Linked DNA regions of Homo sapiens: region 2 is linked to region 1. Evidence: chromatin loops called from intact Hi-C (ENCODE). Cell type or tissue: prostate gland. All regions are shown on one strand. Region 1 overlaps PIGK (phosphatidylinositol glycan anchor biosynthesis class K). Region 2 overlaps ZZZ3 (zinc finger ZZ-type containing 3).

Region 1 (5,000 bases):
ACTTTTTTACATTATGTGCTTTTCTCTCTGCTGGAATGTCATCTTCTTTTCTCTGTAAAACAAAATAACATCCCTCATTGTCCGTATTGGGCATCACCTTTCTCTGATCTGCTTTTCTTTGCAGTTCCTCCTTAGTCCTTTCTCAGTGTTCATTCAACACTTTGATTTTGTTAGACTCTAGGCTATATGAGGGCAGGGACTATTGCATCTCCAGCATAATATCAGGCACATTGTAGGCACTCAATATATATTTATAGTACTCATCACGTTCCAATGTAGTTGTATGTTTGTCTGTGTTCCACTTAGAGTTTATGCTCTTTGAGTATAGTTACTAAGTCATACTTCTTTTTCTGAACCTAGCTCAATTTCTATGACAGCATGGGTGCCAAATAAGTGCTTGTTGAATGGAATATTCATTTAGATTCTGAATTATATGGCATAGACAAGGAAGAGGGAAAAGAGCTGGGGCAGCCACCTTGGGCACAATAAGACTCGCTGTGGTTTCCTTGGACAAATTTATACCTTTAACTTTTCTGAGGTCAAATTTCTGTTGGGAATTCTGCTGAAAACTTTTAGCTAATGAAATGACTAAGATATGATTTAAACATCTTACAAAAGTATTGTAGAAATATTAGTGTATGATTTACAGCATGATCCTTGTCAAAGATGTTATCATTTTTCTTTCAGCTACAATGAGCTACTGTTTATTATTGATACTTGCCAAGGAGCATCCATGTATGAACGATTTTATTCTCCTAACATAATGGCTCTAGCTAGTAGTCAAGTGGGAGAAGATTCACTCTCGGTATGTGCATTTTCCCCATTTGTAAACTGTGTCTTTGGAATGTGCAGCTATTTCTGAAACCAATTAAATGCTTTATGAATGTATCTGTTCTTTCTTAGACTAATACATTAGAAGGAAATTTTGGTTACATTTAAAACATTTTGTTATAATGATACTGTTAGAAATACTTTTTTTCCCCCTTTCCATAGCATCAACCTGATCCTGCAATTGGAGTCCATCTTATGGATAGATACACATTTTATGTCTTGGAATTTTTGGAAGAAATTAACCCAGCTAGCCAAACTAATATGAATGACCTTGTAAGTATTCACTTGATTTGATTATAGCACATAGGTATGCTAACCTTAATGTGAAAAGAAGTGTATTATTCCCTGCACTCCTAGAGGATCTTGTTTTATGTGTTGAATTATAGCTTTTAAAACTATTTGATATCTACCTTTTACCTGTATATTAGTATTTCTCTGTCTCTCTACAAGAGGCCTGATGTTTTCCTTTATTTACTCATTTTCTTTTCCTTACCAGAAATGTACTTTTTTTAGATTCAACTTTTGAAATTCTACATATTCTTCAGGGGCCACCTCAGATTGTGTCTCCTTCAGGAAGTCTCCCCGAATTCTTCCCTGTGGGAATTTCTTGTTTTTTTTCAGAGCCTCCATAGACCTTTATTTCTCCTTGGTAACATTTACCACAGTCTTTTATTGACCTTACTAATTGAATGTAAGTCTTTCTCACTGAATGGGAAACTCCTGGAAAAGAGAGACCTTTTCTTACATATTTTTGTGGGCCCTACAATTTATAGTATAGTCATTTGACAAGGCTTGTTGAATTTAATTTAGATTTTTTTCCTGAATTTTTTTGTGCTGATTCTTTTCATTAAATCTACTTTGAAGTTGCTGTTGAAAGTAGGCATAACAAAAAGCTTGAAACAACAATTCTAGACTGGATAATTTACTATGTGTCAATGACTTTCATTCTTTTCTCCATTAATTTATAGTCTGTTTATTCTTTCATAAATGTTTCTTGAGTGTTTGCTAAGTGCCAAGCACAGGCTGTTCCTAATGAAAGAGGCAGATGCCGTTCCTGCTTTCATGGGACTTAGAATGAAGGTGAGACTGAGTAGACAGGGCTCTGTCCTCTAGCACTTCAGCCAAGCAGCTTTGCATTGATCTCTTTAATTATATATAAATCTTTTAGGTAAATTCTCAGATTCTGAAGCCCACTGCTATAGGCTGTGAAATTTGATAGAACTACTGTATTAGTTCATTTTCATACTGCTATGAAGAAATACCTGGGCCTGGGTAATTTATAAAGAAAAAGAAGATTAATGGACTCACAGTTCCACATGGCTGAGGAGGCTTCATAATCATGGCAGAAGGTGAAGGAGGAGCAAAGGCACATCTTACATGGTGGCAGGCAAGAGAGCGTGTGCAGGGGAATTACACTTTATACAACCATCAGATCTCATGAGAACTCACTATCATGAGAATAGCATGAGAGTAACTGCCCCACATGATTAAATTACCTCCCACCAAGTCCCTCCCATGACATGTGGGAATTATGGGAGCTACAATTCAAGATGAGATTTGAGTGAGGACACAGCCAAATTATATCATTCTGCCTCTGGCCCCTCCCAGAGCTCCTATTCTCGTATTTCAAAACCAATCGTGCCTTCCCAACAGTACTCCAAAGTCTTAACTCATTTCATCATTAACTCAAAGTCCACAGTCCAAAGTCTCATCTGAGACAAGACAAGTCCCTTCTGCCTGTGAGCCTGCAAAATCAAAAGCAAGTTAGTTACTTCCTAGATACAATGGGGGTACAGGCATTGGGTAAATACACCTGTTCCACTTGGGAGAAATTGGCCAAAACGAAGGCACTACAGGCCCCATGTAGAAATCCAATAGGGCAGTCATTAAACCTTAAAGTTCCAAAATGATCTCCTTTGACTCCATGTCTCACATCCAGGTCACATATGAAAGACGTGGGCTCCCATGTCCTTGGGCAGCTTTGCCCTTGTGGCTTTGCAGGATACGGCCCCCATCCTGTTTGCTTTTACGGGCTGGCATTGAGAGTCTGTGGCTTTTCCAGGTACACAGTGGAAGCTGTCAGTGGATCTACCATTCTGGGACCTGGAGGACGGTGGCCCTCTTCTCACAGCTCCACTAGGCAGTACCCCACTGGGGACTCTGTGTGGGGGCTCCAACCCCACATTTTCCTTCTGCACTGCCCTAGCAGAGGTTCTCCATGAGGGCCTGCCCCTGCAGCAAACTTCTGCTTGGACATCTAGGCATTTCCATACATCCTCTGAAATCTAGGTGGAGGTTCTTAAACCTGAGTTCTTGACTTCTGTGCACCTTCAGGCTTAACACCATGTGTAAGCTGCCCAGGCTTGGAGCTTACACCCTCTGAAGCTATGGGCCAAGATGTACTTTGGCCCATTTTAGCCACAGCTGGAGTGGCTGGGACACAGGACATCAAGTCCCTAGACTGCACAGTGCAGGGGGTCCTAGGCCCAGCCCACAAAATCATTTTATCCACAGGCCTCAGGGCCTGTGATGGGAGGGGCTGCTGTGAAGGTCTCTGACATGCCCTGGAGACATTTTCCCCATTGTCTTGGCAATTAACATTTGGCTCCTCATTACTTAGCAAATTTCTGCAGCTGGCTTGAATTTCTCCTCAGAAAATGGGTTTTTATTTTTTATTGCATTGTCAGGATGCAAATTTTCTGAACTTTTATGCTCTGCTTCCCTTTTAAATATAAGGTCCAATTCCAAACCATATCTTCATGAATACATAAACTTGAATGATTTTAACAGCACCCAAGTCTCCTCTTGAACGCTTTGCTGCTTAGAAATTTCTTCCACCAGATACCCTAAATCATCTCCCTCAATTTCGAAGTTCCACAGATCTCTAGGGCAGGGGCAAAATACTGCCAGTCTCTTTGCTAAAGCATAGCAAGAATCACCTTTGCTCCAATTCCCAGTAGTTCCTCATCTCCATCTGAGTCCACCTCAGCCTGGACTTTTTGGTTAAAACCATTCAACAAGTCTCTAAGAAGCTCCAGACTTTTTCGCATCTTCCTGTTTTCTTCTGAGCCCTCCATACTGTTCCAACATCTGCCTGTTACCCAGTACCAAAGTTACTTCCACATTTTCGGGTATCTTAATAGCAGTAACCCGCTCTGCTGGTACCAATTTACTGTATTTGTACATTTTCATACTGCTATGAAGAAATACCTGAGACTGGGTAATTTATTAAAAAAAAAAAGAGAGATTTAGGCTGGGCTCAGTGGCTCATGCCTGTAATCCCAGCACTTTGGGAGGTTGAGGTGGGCGGATTACTTGAGGTCAGGAGTTCTAGACCAGCCTGGCCAACATGGTGAAACCCCATCTCTACTAAAAATACAAAAATTAGCTGGGCATGGTGGCACATGCCTGTAATCCCAGCTACTCGGGAGGCTGAGGCAGAAGCATCACTTGAACCTGGGAGGCAGAGGTTGCAGTGAGCTGAGATTGCGCCACTGCACTCCAGCCTGGGTGACAGAGTGAGACTCTGTCTCAATACAAACAAACAAACAAACAAAAATAACAAAAAAGAGGTTTAATGGGCTTATAGTTCCACATGGCTGGAGAGGCCTCACAATCATTGTGGAAGGCAAAGGAGGTGTAAGGGCACATCTTACATGGTGGCAGTCAAGAGAGCATGTGCAGGGGAACTGTCCGCTATAAAACCATCAGATCTTGTGAGACTTATTCAGTCATGAGAACAGCATGGGAAAGATTTGCCCCTATGATTCAGTTACCTCCTACCAAGTCTGTCCCATAATATGTGGGACTTATGGGAGCTGTAATTCAAGATGAGATTTGGGTGGGGACATAGCCAAACTATATCAACTACTTTCTAACTTCGTTTTGAAGATTATATATGTTGATGTTTATTAAATCTTGATATGAATTTGAATATTAAAACTTGTGATAATGCTACTTTAACTGTAAAAAAATTATAGTCACCTAAGTTCCAATTACTTCAATTTGAAAGTTCTCATTTTTGGATTGTACATTTTATAATTTATGTAAGGCATGACATGCTATCTCGAAAGTTTAAATATATGTACCTTGCACATTGAATATCTAATGATCGTTTAAAAAATACTTCTATTGATTATACAGGAAAGATTAAGGAAACTAATTTTTTT
Region 2 (5,000 bases), 520 kb before region 1:
CCCTATACTCATCAACATTTAACATTTTTTATAAAGGTTTAATGGGGGTGTATGACATATTGTGCTTTATTTATTTAATTACTGAGGTGAAGCATGTTTATAGATGTATTTATCTTGTGAACTTTGAAGATAAATAGATTTTAACATTATTGCAGTCAAACATCTTTTTGTTTGTTTGTTTTGAGACAGAATCTTGCTCTATTGCACAGGCTGGAGTGCAGTGGCACCATCTCGGCTCACTGCAGCCTCTACCCCCCGGGTTCAAGCAATTCTCCTGCCTCAGCCTCCTGAGTAGCTGGGACTACAGATGCACACCACCACGCCCGGCTAATTTTTGTATTTTTGTAGAGATGGGGTTTCACCATGTTAGTCAGGCTGGTCTGGAACTCCTGACCTGAGGTGATCCACTTACCTCGGCCTCCCAAAGTGCTGGATTACAGGGGTGAGCCACGGTGCCTGGCCCAAACATCTTGATATAATTTTGTTCTGCTGATTTTATGAAATTCCTCCCTTTTCAGAACTGTAATAAACAATATTGGTTTAATTCTGTTTGTTTAGTTTTTCTAAGTTAGATTTAAATAAATTTAAGTTTTTACCTCATCTGGCATTGGTGTGAAATGAGAATCTAAATGTTTTCCTCCAAATTGGTAATTTTCTCAACTCTGTTAAATAATGCTTTATTTAATTTTTTAATTTTTCTCATTTTTTTGTTATGCTTCATTTTTACATTTTAATCATTTTTATTTTAAATTGTTTATTTTTACCCCAAGCCTTAAGAACATTCATATTGTTTTTAGATGATTCTGTGATATGTTTAATATCTTTTGCCTTGGCTTTCTTATTGTGGTGTTTGTTTCCTTATTTATTTTTAAGATTACTGTAAGTTGAGGATAATAAAGTTTATTTTTTAACAAAACAATGTTTTATAATTCCTTTTCTTGTCAGCCAGAATTTGAAATAAGATTTTTCCATACCACATAATTTGGTTGCATTAAATGAAAATTTCCCCCTTTTTGAACAGAGATAAAATGTGAAACTACTTAAAAGTACTATGCTGGCCACAGTGGCTCATGCCTGTAATCCCAACACTTTGGGAAGCTGAGGTGGAAGGATCGCTTCAGCCCAGGATTTGGACACCAGTCTGGGCAACATAGTGTGACCTCGTCTCTACAAAAAATACACAAAATTAGCCTGGTGTGGTGGCGTGCGCCTGTACTTTCAGCTACTGTGGAGGATGAGGTGGAAGGATCACTTGACCCCAAAAGATTGAGGCTACAATGAGCCCAGATTGCGCCCCTACACTCCAGCCTGGGTGACACAGTGAGACCCTTGTCAAAAAACCCCCAACCAACAAGTACAGTACTAGAGACTGTAAGGAGTAAAACTACTTTGGCAGATTTTGGGGAATTAGAGAAATTAACTCCTAAGATTAACAGTTTAGGATGTATGCTTAAAGTGTTAAACAGCAGTATACAACTTGATATCATATACCTCTAAGATATTTAGTGAAAAAGTTTCATTTAACAGCTGTAGGACTCAGGTTACAGAATCACAATACCTTCTTCAAATGTTGAGATAGCAATATGATACATTTACTGAAATTTAATAGCATAGACATTCAGGTAAGCTTTAGGAAGGTATCTATGTCAAAGAGCATTTTTAATACTGAGAGTGCTTACTGTTTACTATGATGCCTTTTTTTCTGTTATGAAATAATTTGTGATCTCAAAATAATTGAAAAAAGGTATTTATGTTTGTTTACATTTTGAAATTGTGATGGCTACAAAGCTGTTAATTTTATTAAATGGCTTTAATGTTTTCTGTTTACAGATTTTTCTGGTTACAATAATGCTAGTAAGAAAAGCCAGATTTAAGTAACTTTGAGTGTGAAAAAATAATAAATATTTGAAAAAAAAAAAAGTGTGTCCTGTGCTTGAAGAACACCTACAGAGAACTGAAGATGAACAATTCGATGTGATGTAATTTCCTTCTGTCTTGGGTTATGGTGAGATTTAAAGGGATTGGAACATAACTTAACACCTTTTTTTCCTACTGGAATTCGGCTGCCACATGAGAGATGAGTTGCTTTTTCAAAATGTCACTGAAATTGTCCAGGAAATAGCGTTGCTAATTATATTCTGGCACTATTTACCCTCCTTACTAGTTTTTAAAGTTTTTTTTTTAATTGGTCAGAAGTTAAAGGAAAATAGATCCTGCCGTTGTTACACACTTTCCCGTTGGAAAGCAGATTGATGTGTTTCATAAATAAAATGAAATAATGCTTTTAGGTGGCTTGGCTGTATTATAGAGGGAACTACCAAGATTATTTCTCCTGGCAAAGGGGTGTGTGTGAGATTTATCCACTAATAGCCCTTGAAGAACTTTGTAATACTTCTCTCTTTTTTTATTTACATTTTTTTATTTCCATAGATTATTGGGGATGTAATACTTCTCTATATTAACTCTCCACTCTCCACCCCAAACCTATGATTCTTACCTGAACTGTCTTCACTATATGTAGATTTTTATGGTGTTTTTGCAGTAATGTTTCTTTTTTTTTTTTTTTTTGAGACCGAGTCTTACTCTGTTGCCCAGGCTGGAGTGCAGTGGTGTGATCTCGGCTCACTGCAACCTCTGCCTCCTGGGTTCAAGCAATTCTCCTGACTTAGCCTCCTGAGTAGCTGGGACTACAGGCACACGCCACTATGTGCAGCTCATTTTTGTATTTTTAGTAGAGACGGGGTTTTGCCATGTTGGGGAGACTGGTTTTGAACTCCTGACCTCAAGTGATCTGCCCACCTCGGCCTCCGAAAGCGCTGACATTACAGGTGTGAGCCACTGCACCCGGCCAATGTGTCTTTTCCTAAGGAGAAATCTCCTCTTTTTCCTTCTTTTTAAATAAAGATAAATACAATTAAAGTATAATACACACAGAAAGTTCTCATAAATGTACACCTCAGTGAATTTTCACAGTGTGAGCACACTGGTGTAATCGTCACTAAGAAGAACACTGTCAGAACTCCAGAAACTTGTGTGTTTATTCCGGTCATTAATGGTCCCTAGGTGCCACCCCTCACCAAGAGAAATCACTCTTTTGATGTCTAGTACCACAGAATTATTTTATTTGCTTTTGAGCCTAGGATTTATACAGTATGTATTGTTTTTGTGTTTGGCCTTTTTTGCTCAATGTTATGTTTGTGAGATTCAGCTGTTTTATTGTGTCTTCATCCTGTTCTGATACGAGTAACCTGAGAAATCCTATAACTCAACCTGATTTGTACCTTGAGATCTCAACACTTAGACATTTTTCTCATGGCATTCATGGTTTTCAAGAACTCCTAGGAGGGGACATCAAATAAAAGCCTTCTTTGTTTTAAACTCTGTGGTAGACCTTTTTTTGTGTTTTAATGACCTTTTTTGTGTTTTATTGCTATTTGGGTAAATAGTAGATTTTAAAATTTATGTCACTGATGGCTTATGCAGTACCTCAGCTGCTTTTTTTTTTTTTTCCTACTTAAAAATTTTGTTTTAAAAACTATGGTACAGGATTCCTGGCCAGCTAATGGCTTTTTGGACTTTTATGACTTGGTAGCTTGCTTTTCATTCTTTGAATTCCTCAAGCAGTGATTCCCATTCTAATTTTTATGATACCATGTAGTATCTTCAGTTATTTCAAAGCATGTTGTGAGCCTCCCCACCAAGAAAAAGATTCCAATTTAAGTTTAAGCCACTTTACTTTCAAAATACTTAACATTTATGAACAGTACAACTTTTATATTTATGAACAGTACAACATTGTGGTGTGTAGATTATAAAATCAAATAGGCTGGTAAAAAATTGGGAATCAGCTAAGAGACTTACCTGCTTATTAACCCCTTTCAAGCTAGCTTCAAGTGTAAAGTGCAACTTTTATTTGTGTGTGTGTGACACAGTCTCACTCTGTCACCCAGGATGGAGTGCAGTGGCGCGATCTCAGCTCACTGCGACCTCCAGCTCCTGAGTTCAAGCAATTTTCGTGCCTCAGACTCCCGAGTAGCTGGAATTACAGCCGCCTGCCACCATGCCTGGCTAATTTTTGTATTTTTAGTAGAGGCGGGGTTTCTCCACGTTGTCCAGGCTGGTTTCGAACCCCTGACCTCAGGTGATCTGCCCTCCTCAGCCTCCCAAAGTGCAGGGATCACAGGCGTGAGCCACCCTGCCTGGCCGTAAAGTGCAACTTTCTTCTCAGGAGTTCTCCTTTTGTATTTTCTTCTCATTTCACTTTCTTAATTTTAAGGAAAGTCATAGTGAAAGATTTATGACTGTATTCCTGCACATAATTTTTCTTTCATATAAGTCCTATGGTTATGATATGCCTGGATGATATGCTTAATTTCCTTTTTAAGTGAATTTTAGTTATTTCAGTCAGTAAGTGTTAGGGCCAGAATATTATAAATGGCCAATAGTTGTTGAAATTAGGTATTTTGGTCATGATTAAGAGTGACGTGTATACTTAGCAGTCCTGTACTTCAGTCATCTTTTATTTGCTGAGCTTTTGTGGAAATTAAATGATTGTAAAGTTTTAGCCTACTTTCTAAAAAAAAATCACTTGTTTTTTAATCTGGAGAGTTTAAATGTCTGACTTTGGGGAAACATCATGCAATAGGGGAACATTATCTCCTGAAGAATGGGGGAGAGATGAACTAACTTTTGTAATGGTTATAGAGTTACTTCTAAATTTGAATAAATGCTGTTCTACCTAGTGAACTAGTCAGAGCATTTTCCACTTTGACCTAAGCCAAGCACATGGGTAGCTACTTCTCTTTCTGTAGTTAAGAGAATTTCACCAAGGATATTTTGATTTATTTGTAGCTATATGGCAGTGGTTCTCAGTATTTATCATTCATCATAATCGCCTGAAAGTTGTTTGTTTTAAATAATAGATTTCTGGGCTCTGCCCTTAGAGTTTCAGATTTAGTACGTCAGGAGACCACACTTTGAGTAGCACTACTTGGGTATAG

What was found. A loop is a pair of places that touch in the nucleus more often than their neighbours do. Peaks named below come from ENCODE experiments on the same cell type or tissue, not always from the same donor. Only the 100,000 strongest peaks of a DNase experiment are listed, where the experiment ranks them.
Region 2: a loop joins it to region 1, with 4 times the contacts of the local background. A loop is called at or near these places in 37 of 110 quality-filtered maps.

The regions. Positions count from the first base shown.
Region 1 is chr1:77,157,399-77,162,398 of GRCh38, reverse strand. PIGK (phosphatidylinositol glycan anchor biosynthesis class K) reads left to right here. Exons shown (of 11, transcript NM_005482.3): 7 at 688-805; 8 at 994-1,104. Among named protein-coding and RNA genes, the nearest start is that of PIGK, 60 kb to the left of the region's middle. In prostate gland, no CTCF peak of the experiment used is centred here; a DNase peak (open chromatin) is centred at 1,878.
Region 2 is chr1:77,672,520-77,677,519 of GRCh38, reverse strand. All of the region lies in intron 1 of ZZZ3 (zinc finger ZZ-type containing 3), which reads left to right. Among named protein-coding and RNA genes, the nearest start is that of ZZZ3, 7.6 kb to the left of the region's middle. In prostate gland, no CTCF peak of the experiment used is centred here; no DNase peak of the experiment used is centred here.